Regions from separate parts of the Homo sapiens genome. Here region 1 is linked to region 2. Evidence: read pairs that join two places in POLR2A ChIA-PET (ENCODE). Cell type or tissue: A673. All regions are shown on one strand. Links, peaks and the distances in the headings refer to the core of each region. The heading gives the core; the rest is flanking DNA.

Region 1 (5,382 bases), core at 146-5,145, 420 kb after region 2:
GGCTCCACTCCTTCATATGGGAAAGTCACAAGTTTGGCTAGCGGTGATGAGATTTAATTTCACTAAAAGCTTATAGCTGAGGTTGTGTTCTCATATTCAATACAAAGGCTGTCTTCTAGACAATTAATGTAACTCTTACATCCTCTTTAATTTGGCTCTAAAATATCTCTTTCAATTACTATAATTCTCTGATAACTTCTAACTTCCGGATGGACTGCTTGAAGCATTTTTCCCTACTTCAGAATAATGTTGGGAAAGTTCCTCATTAAGTCTTCGTTTTAGTTGAAAATCCAGAATAATGCACCCTTGGTCTTATCTCACATATTTTTGTCATTCTGACCTCAGTGCACTGCAATCTTTGGACTTCAAGTCCCAAGCTAAGAATTAAGCCAGAGGCAGGAGCATCTGCTCATGTTATTTTTGAATCAATGGCAGCCTCTCCTCCTCCTCCTCCTCACACCTACCTACTTTTCCACCTCTTGAAAGGCCCAATTCAACACCCATTTCCCCCTTAAAGCCTTTCCTAATCACACTAGTATTTATTAGCTGCACTGAGCTGCTCACAGCTGCACTTGTGAGCCTTCTCACCTACTTCATGGCTGGAGTTCTCACTCTAGCCTGATCAGCAACACTGGGAAGGCTTGTAAACCACAGATGGCTGGGCATCATCCCCAGGGTTTCTGACTTAGTAGGTGAGGGACGAAGACCAAGAATCTGCATTTCTAAGAAGTCCACAGGTGATGCAGATGATGCTTGTCTGGGGCCATACTTTGACGATCTCTGCTGTAGTGAATGCTTGCTACATTCTTACTCGTCCATTAAGACTCCCCTCTGTATCATCTTTCCCTGTCAGAATTAGGCCTCTCTCAACCTATACCTCTTAACTCACAAATTATCCTACCTCGATGAAGGCAGGCTAGCAAGCTCAGACAGCTAATGCAGCCAGGAAGTTTGCAGATGTATGCATCTGGTGAGACATCAGACATCGAAAATGATCCATGATCTTCCCAATGGATCATAAACATGCTCACAGAGTAGACACCCTGTTGAGACAGGGCTACATGGTGACCAGGCTTGGGACAAGACAGAGATAAGGCCACACTGCTAACAGAAAAAAGGCTAAAGATCCCTCCTTCCGTTTGCTCCTTTGCCCGCGACAACTCAAACCTCAATTTCACCTTCCTGCCTCCCTCCTAGATAAAAATTAGTAAGCTAATCAGTCACAAAAAGAAACCCCACCTTTTGACGGCCTCCAATCCAGGCCTGTTTCCAGCTTTCTTAAACCCTCCTACACAGATGCATATCCTTGTAGGAAGCGCCTCCCGACTTCCTTGAGAGGACCTGTATTTCCTCTGCTGTGTGTTTCTCCTGGGCTGCAGCAGGTTCAAGAACATAAACTCTTTCGCCCCAAGCTCTGTTCCTGCTGCTCTCTGCTCACTGGGCTGTGCAGACAGACAGTAGGGATGATGTGCCCCTCCTGAAGGAATTCAAAGTAAACACAAATTTAACATTGTGCAGGACAGGCCACAGGGACTATGAGCATGTTGGGTAGGCAGAACATTACCAGCTTGCAGGCCTTGCTGAAAGGCTCAAGACCTCAAGGCCTTGCCGAAAGAACCCTATTCTAAAATCTCTGACTTCTCCAACTCTCATCAGTTTTTCTCTCTCTTCTCCGACACCCTGAGAGTTGGGTATGAAGAAAGCAGCAAACATGTGCATTGTTCCTTAAGATGTACAATGCATGTTTACAACCCTTGCCTCGTTTAATTTTCATATCTGTAAGCTAGGTATAGTAGATCCAGTTTAAAGATGAGGAAACTGATCCTCAGAGACATAGGTGTTAGAACAACCTCACATCAATAAAGTGACCAACTTCATACAGTAATTAAGTAAAGAAATCAGGGTCTGAACTGAGTTTCCTGTGCTCTTTTTGCTAGACCACGATACCTAAACCTCCTGGGAGCAGGCAACTGAGCAAAAAGATGCTCTCCTATGCTCTCGGGTGTTTTATTTTCCTTCCCATCTAGACAATACCATCCTCAGTTAGAGACCACGTTATGTATTTCTCTGGCATCCTGCCTAGCTGGATCTAGTGGAATGCTGAGCACATAGCAGGCCCTCAGCAAGGAGTCACTGACTGATTGAAACTCATAAACCTTTCTCACAAGGAGACAGAGGGGAGAGGCTGTTTTAAAACAGAGGAACTTTTCTATCTTTGTTCCAGCATTGCAATACTAGAGGCTGTTGTTACTTTAATTCTTCAGGGTGCTCGGTATTAAAGCATTTTTCACACTTAGAAATGTTTATTTTCCTGTTATGGTTTCTGCATTGAAAAAGGTTGGGAAGTTCAAACTTCAGTTCCACGTACGTTTTTCTGAAGTTTCATGAATATTTAGAAAATGCATGTAGAACATGTGGCAGACACTGTGCTGTGTGGTCCATATCCCCCCTTTAAGGAAAGACTTGTTGTCCCAGCTGTTGTGAGTGTTGTTGGCACCAGCCTTCAGCCATCAGCTTCTCAGGCACTGCCTGAGCTACAGTGAGCTGCCTTGCCCAAGGGTGCACCCATTTCTGGAGTGGTCCAGATCCAGGGACTGCTCAGTGAAGATATAAAATCCTGGCCATCCTGGCCCAACTCAGGACAACACTGAAGGGGCAGGACTTCAGAGCTAGTCCTGGAGTTGGTTGAAGCTGTCGTTGAGTCAGCATCATGACTCAGCATTTTTCTGCTACATCCTGCTCCCTTTTTCTCCCTCCCTTAGGTGTCGAACCCAAGGGCTCTTCTCAGCAGAGTGTCTGCATGCCACACTCTGCTTTAGAGTCTGTTCCCTGGGGAACACAACCAGAGACTGAAATAATTGGTGGGCAGTGGGGAGCACAAAGGGCTGTTTTTGTTTCATGTGAAGACGATGAGCATGCTATGAACCCCGAAGAGCTGTTGTATAAGCAAGTAGAATGTGTTTGGCTGTGGTGTGGTAAAGCTGACTGTGTTACACAGAGAGTGGGTGGGTGTGTCTGTGGCTTTGCTCGGCGTTATTCATGCCTCTGCGCCCTTAGGGTGATAAATGGGTGGCTGCACAGGCTGGAGAAGGGCTCCTGAAGGACCCTCAGACATTCTCAGCATTTGCCCAGCGGCTGAATGTCTTTCCACGCCTTCTCCCCTTACAACTAAGTAGACAGCTTCCTTGCTTTTGTAATATTTGTGTAATCTTGATCATTTGCAATACGACGAATAGGGCAGATGTGCAACCTTACAGCTCTCATATTTTCTCCTAACATTGCTGGAAATTTCTGAACTTCTGATTGTGTTCATGACAAGACATTTTTCTTTCATTTTCACCTAAGTTCAAGCCTGGTTTATAAGGATTTTAGGTGGTCATTGGTTAACCCTGGGGATCCTTTATTCTTCCCTGGAACTAAGGTAGAGACCTTCCTCTAATGAGCATAGTTTTGGCTGTGATGTCCACAGGGGCAAGCAAGCACTCCATTTGCTGCTTTGAGTGTCCTGTCACTTAGATAAATTTCAGGGCAATCCTTGGCCCCAGGCCTTCCCCTGGAGTTTTCTTAGCAAGACTAATTTGATATATTACCTCCACAAATCCTATCAGCCCTACCCGGTTTAGGGCTGAGGGTGAAGATAGTTTATAGGGGCAATAACAACAGAAATGTCCTCTCTGAGACAGGCAAATAATTTCCTCTCTGCTCCAGTCCAGTACTATTTCCCTTAATCTTTTTAATGCCTGGGAAGCTCTTGCTTCCTTCCTCTGTCCTCAGAGCCAGTTTTCTCTCCTCAAGGTTAATACCCTGAAAAGCGAGCAAGCCTATTGTTTCTGCTTCTCTGGGCAGGCAGCACATTTTCTATAGTTTCATCTGTCTCTATATTAAAATGGCTTAGGGTTGAAACAAATGACTCATATTCACTGGTGGTCCAGGTTAAGTGAAGGCCCTAGGTTATCTCATCAAAGGGTTCTTTTTTTTTAAATTTTATTATTATTATACTTTAAGTTTTAGGGTACATGTGCACAATGTGCAGGTTTGTTACATACGTATACATGCACACGTATGTTTATTGCGGCACTATTCACAATAGCAAAGACTTGGAACCAACCCAAATGTCCAACAATGATAGACTGGATTAAGAAAATGTGGCACATATACACCATGAAATACTATGCAGCCATAAAAAAGGATGAGTTCATGTCCTTTGTAGGGACATGGATGAAGCTGGAAATCATCATTCTCAGCAAACTATCCCAAGGACGAAATACCAAACAAATTGTTCTTTAAGACAGAATCAAGCTGCTTATCCAAGCCTTACTGGCTTCTCTTCTCCCTGGGCAGGGATGCTAATTACCACCAGCCTACTTATCTGATTTGTGTCCTGGAATGGCCCAGTCCTCAGTATTTGTTGGCACCTGACTCAGCTGGGTTTCTGCTGGATTCTCCCTTCTCCCACAGGCCTGCAGGCTTCATATCTTACCCTTCTTCCTACACTGAGTAGCTTGTCTTTCCACCTTCCCTTCCCTGCCATGAAAGAGACTTCACCTGAATTTCTGGACCTCACAGCAATCAGTAGATGTCTTCTCTCCCCTAGTACTGCATCATTTACAGGAAGGAGGTGCTAGATCTGGATAAGGCAAGCCCCTTCTTGAAACTTGGGAGACTTAAATGAAACCTATTTTGGCCAGGCATGGTTGCTCATGCTGGTAACCCCAGCACTTTGGGAGGCCGAGGCAGGCAGATCACTTGAGGTCAGGAGTTTGAGACCAGCCTGGCCAACAGGGCAAAAATCCGTCTCTACTAAAAGTACAAAAATTAGCCAGGCATGGTGGTGGAGACCTGTAATCCTAGCTACTCAGGAGGCTGAGGCAGGAGAATCACTCGAACACGGGAGGCAGGGGTTGCTGTGAGCTGAGATCGCGCCACTGCATTCCAGCCTGGGGGACAAGAACAAGACTCCTTCTCAAAAACAAAAACAAAAATTAGCTGGGTGTGGTTGTGGGTGCCTGTAGTCCCAGCTATTCAGGAGGCTGAGGCAGGAGAATCACTGGAACGCAGGAGGCGGAAGTTGCAGTGAGCCAAGATGGTGCCACTGCACTCTAGCCTAGGTGACAGAGTGAGATCTTGTTTCAGAAAAAAAGAAAAAAAAATTCTATTTCATTTCACTATGTAATCAGTGCTTCCATTCTCATACTGTAAGAAACCTCCTTTTCGGCTTAGAACAGTTTTTGAATTTAATATAGAACATTCACCATTCTGCCCTACCTGTCCAACCAACCTTATGGGTTTTTTGTTTGTTTTTGGATGAAGACATGTTTGTGTTCTGCTGCCAGTACTTACACTGAAAAAGGACCAGGACACCCTCAATTGCTTACCCTCTGC
Region 2 (5,382 bases), core at 310-5,309:
TTACTCAGCTCCCAAGAAGCCGGTACATGCCACTACATGCAGGGTCATATGGGAAGCACCAGGGTTGGTCAGGAGGGGAAAACATGAGCAAGAGCCTTTTATTGTGGTTTTCATGGAAAGAATGAGCGAAGCAGGGTAGGCGGGTTTAGGACTGATTAGTTCAAATAATGGTGATGGGGCATGAGGTTGTCCCTAGTGGTCTGGTACCTGGTCCTGGGGTGATTAGAGCAGGTGAATAGTGGCCCAGAGTATAAGAAGGTGGTTGGGAGTAAGGAGCTTTTGATTGACTGGTTTGCATGGGAAAGACATGCTCAGGGGCCATTCATTTGGCCCTGGGAGGGAGGAATCTTCCTGGGGTCAGCAGGGACCCAGATCAGAAATTACAGGAAAGATTAATTGTCTACTAAAGACTGACTGTGATCTTAGAAAATACGCAGCAGTCTAATTCATAAATTGCATTTAATGTCTCTCAAGAGATTAAGCATCTGTGCTAAGACAAAAATTTCTCCTATCTTCTGATATTTGCCACAGAATATTAACACTAAAAATGAATGGCTTACTTTAACCTGAGATCTTTATTCATTCACTTTTATGTCCTACTTCTTTTCCCCCCACATTCACTCCTAGGTTTGTAGACTACAAATCAGAAAAGTGACTGGAAAATAATAAGTCCATATTTGTTGATTGAATGAATGAATGAATGAGGAATCTGAGCAAGGGCTAAAATCCTCCATATTATCAAACTCCAATACAACATCCAGTGCCTGGTAGCAGACATAGCTTCAATTGTAGTTGATAGTATATATGGATTAGCCATGTTTTAGACATAAGTTATTTTTTAATTTGCTTAATTAAGGACCTGCTAAAAAAAAACAAACCAAACCAAAACAGGTTTTTTTTTTTTTTTTTTTTTTCAGCAAAGTATAATGAAAGGAGTACTGTACTAGGAGCAAGAAAGGCCTGGATTCTAAATGTTGTCTCTGGCTCACTGATTTTGCTTTGTGCTAAAATGGGAAGCCACTCTCTCGAACCTCTATTCCACTATGTATCACTTAGGAGACTAGATGAAATAATCACTATGGTTCAGCTCAGTTTTAAGTCTCTATGATTTTACAGACTGTAAACAATCGTAGGTTCACAATTATAACAGTCTGGGATTTAATACAAAACCTCATCTTTACTAAAGAGCATTTTGATGGATTTTAATTTACAACATGTTGATTACAGGTACTACATATACACAGAATAATAATGCCAAGTACCTTTCTTCGCCAGAGAGAATGTTACAGACATCATTTAATTTGTGCTTACAAAATCCAACTATACCTGGATCCTTCCTAGGCAGCATGTTCACGGAGGATGCAAAAAACCCACAAACTGTGCCCACACAGTAAACATTTAAAATTAGAACTTTACATCTTTAAAGATCTTGATAAAGCCAGCAGGCCTGTGGGGAGACTGAGGCAGAGGCAAGCTCAGGTTTCCCAATATCGTAGGGCTGAATGATGGAAGAGCCAGACTTACCTGGGACATTCTCTCTCGGTGCTTGGCCTCAAGCCTCTCTTTGGCTTTCTGGAAATGGGCATGTTCATTCTCATCCCCAGGTGTCTCGAGATACTTGTCAACGGCATCAGGGGTACTGGCTGCTGTTGTAGGAACTATAAAGTAGAAGAGAAGGAGGTTTGAGAAAAAAAAGCCAACAACAACAGAATAATCCACTCGTTTAATAGAAAGCCGTATTTTCAGTTATTTCTCAGAACAGAGAATTTAGTAAAGCAGCGCATACAAGACGTTAATGCTGTTTAAGAGAACACCATGAGACACTGTGCAGCACAGTAAGGATGTCTTTCACCACTCCCAAGTACAGAATGAAGGAAAAATCTTTAAAATGGTCCATTTTGCAATTATAGCATTAGAGTTCTTTACGAAACAAGCATGCAAAGAGCAAAAACAGTTGGTGCTGAAGACATGTTTTTCCAAATCCCCATGCTTTCCTAAATTACTATTTTGCAATTTTGAAAGTAAATGATGATATCATCAATATCATACACTAAGACTCCTGCAGAAACCACAGATATCTGTAATTAGCCTGTTGTAGAATAACGGCACCCCAGGGAAAAGGTAAATGTATGATGTATTTAGATAACTGAATTACGAAGACAACCTTCATGAGACAGTATGGAAACACGACAAAAGATATATAAACATCAATAAACACATTTTTGAATCACAAAAGGACTTTTCTGTCTTCATAAATTTGACAATAGTCAATGAATTCATTATGCTAGTTGTCAAAAAGAAAGTGATTTCTATTTTGAATTCAACTAATACTGCTAAGCAATATTTGAATTGCAACATATACTGCTATATTATGTAACTCATGAGCCAAGTGAATTATAATACCTATACAAGCAATTTTCCAAAAGATTAGTGAGAATTCAGAGTATTTATGAGCTTAAAAGCAAAAAGAAAAAAGAATTTTGACTTAAGAGGAAGCATATTTAACATAAAAAACAAAATGAGACGTTTTCACTATCTTTTGAGATCAAATCAATTGTTTCATTCAAAAGGTTATTCAAATATCACCAATGTTCCAAGTATTCCTATTGAATTATTACCTGTGTATTACATTTGGGATATAATATCTCAAAGAGGACTTCAATGAGAAGAATTGATAGCTAAGTCATTTTGAAACTAAACTTGAAGTTAAATACGTTTTCTACATCCTTCAAGAAAATGTCTGGAATCTTAATCCAAAGTCTTCAAAGATATTAACTAAAACCGGAAGGCTGTTAAATAATTAAACAGTATCTTTCATTTTAAAAAGAAACATTCGTTTTGATTTTTTCCCTCCACTTCAATCCTGATTAATAATCATTTTTCAAAAAATAAAAGCAGTTGAGTGTCTATCCAGATGTTGCTTTCAAGTGGAAGGAAGGAGGCAGGGCATATTCCTGGTGCCTTTACACAGCTGCCCCTGTCTTCTCTGTAGCAAATGAGGGAGTGGTGTTCCTTCTTACATTGGCAGCAACGGGGGAAGGAAGGAAGGAAGGAAAGAGTCATGTGGGGATTTGCAATTAAGCACATTTGGATTTGAATCCCATTTCTTTTTCAGATCAGCTGTGACCTGGGGCAGGAAACTTAAGCACTCCATGTTTCAATTTTTTTATCAAGTGGTGATAACATGCCGCAGGACATGATAGGAGAGCTGGGAAAATGAGATACCATACCACATGTAAGTCATCCGGCAGAGAGGGTGACACACAGTGGAGCTCATACATGTTAGTGGCCTTCCCTCCTCCTCTGCTTAATACATCCTGTTCAAATCTCAGAGCTAATGCTAACCACGGGAAAGTTCTGATACTTTTATTCAAAGCCACTGAAAATGTTTTGGTAGAAGAGTGCAATAATAAAGAAAAAAAAGAAAAGGACAAGTTTTAAAATTTTAAAAATTGAGAAAAAGAAACAAAAGAAAATACAAACTAACAAAAAATAAATAAAATAGAACCACTGAAAATGAATTACACACAGGATCACAAAGTGCAACCTACAGGAAAAGCAGTATGTATTTTTCAAAAAATGTTAGGTGTAGCCCACATAAAAAAGGCCGAAAGTATCAAAAATAAGTAAATTGTTAATTTGTAAGATTGAAACAATAATTTTGAATATTAAGACCTTTTTGGAAAAAAGGTAAATGTTTTTCTCCATAGCTTCAAGCAAACCAATATGCAAGTATTTTTAACTTAATCATTAAGTTAAAATGAATAAATGCTAAATACCACGTTCTTACTGACTTTAACTTAATGATTAAGTTAAAAATACTTGCATTTCAAGTTCCCAACTTGAAATGAACATGGTATTTAGCATTTAAAATGTGCTTCCCTAGCTTTAGTCATCTTCTCATCTTAACTGGTAGAGCTCAAATGAGAACAAGTTAAAGTAAAAGCAGAAAATAAAACAGTAACATTCTTTTGCATAGTCCAATCTGGCAGAATGACATGTTTAGGCAAACCATATTTTATGTTTGAAACAAATGAAAATGTATAAATATTTGGGGTTATACCTGCTGATGAAGATAGTCATCTGGCTGTAACTGTTATAACCATAACATAAGCACCCCTTTGGAAAACTGGAATCATAAAACTTACTATATAAGAAGGAAATTTTTTCAGCTCCTATGGTTTGCGAACACTGTCTACTGTATAAAGGAAAGAAGATAAACACTATAATCTGAATCACTATAATCAGATTGGCCTAAGTAGAAATGCACTTAGCAACATAATAAGAGAATAACCATGGAACATGAATGTGAGGTATGTTTAATAGGACTGAGGATATTAAAAAGGATAAAAACCTTCTTTTTAGGCACGTGGAAATGAATATGAATACTATATTACCAACTTAATCCATTGAATCCAGAAATATTTCTGTGGTAATTAATTTTCTGTGCCAACTTGATTGGGCCGCAAGGTGCCCAGATTAAACATTGTTTCTGAGTGTCTTTGTGAGGGTGCTTCTGGATGAGATTAGCATCGGAATTGGTGCACTCAGTAAAGTAAATCACCCTCCTCAACATGGGCAGGAATCACCCGATCTGCTGAGGGTCTGAAAACAAAAGGGCAGAGGATGGAGCAGTTCACCCTTTTTATTTCCTGGCTGCCTGAGTCAGGATATTGGTCTTCTCTTCTCCCTGGACTGAAATTTACACCATTGTCTTCCCTGGTTCTCAGGCCTTTAGATTTGGACTAAATCATACCACCAGCTCTCCTGGGTCTCCAACTTGCAGACAACAGATTGTGGGACTTAGCCTCCATAATTGTTGTGTGAGTCAATTCTGCAGAATCAATCTCTTCCTATACATATATATCCTATTGGTCCTGTTTCTCTGGAGAACCCTGAGCAATACAATTTCTCTTCAAGTAAATCTTTGTTAACAGTCCCAGTTATTTCCCATAGTTGAGGAAGCTGTGTCTCTTTTTATCTTTAACTCAAATTTTTCAGCCATTCATACAAACTCCCCATCTCAATTAGTGTGAGTGAAATTATCCTATATTCATACCAACCAGCAAGCCAGATTACTGTCTAGTCAAGCAGAGAAGGATAGCATATGCTGATATTGTTAAATGAATTTAATAGTTCATTACTACTGCTCTGCAGCTGGTGAGGATCCCGGAAGGAGAGAGCAATTTTAAGGTGGAGTATGTCCAGAGAGCTCAACTTCTATTTCGTGAATATCCTTATATCCTAAAGAGATTAAATTCATAGGACTGACTACCATTTTGTGATTATGTCCACAGAAGGCCAGAGACACGTGTGCCCTATGTCCTCACCCATCAAGGTACTTCCTTTTGGGAAGGGAGTGGGGCTCAAGGAATGTCAGGA

The links. Peaks named below come from ENCODE experiments on the same cell type or tissue, not always from the same donor. Only the 100,000 strongest peaks of a DNase experiment are listed, where the experiment ranks them.
Region 1: POLR2A ChIA-PET joins it to region 2 with 6 read pairs; 1 of 35 experiments calls an interaction of 5 or more read pairs at or near these places.

The regions. Positions count from the first base shown.
Region 1 is chr21:26,403,183-26,408,564 of GRCh38, forward strand. It overlaps CYYR1-AS1 (CYYR1 antisense RNA 1), which reads left to right and starts at 2,761. Exons shown (of 4, transcript NR_135515.1): 1 at 2,761-2,946. In A673, for the core only: no CTCF peak of the experiment used is centred there; a DNase peak (open chromatin) is centred at 2,769; H3K27ac peaks cover 1,433 bases.
Region 2 is chr21:25,980,820-25,986,201 of GRCh38, forward strand. APP (amyloid beta precursor protein) reads right to left here. Exons shown (of 18, transcript NM_000484.4): 9 at 1,525-1,658. Among named protein-coding and RNA genes, the nearest start is that of APP, 190 kb to the right of the region's middle. In A673, for the core only: no CTCF peak of the experiment used is centred there; a DNase peak (open chromatin) is centred at 3,082; H3K4me3 peaks cover 858 bases; H3K27ac peaks cover 2,051 bases.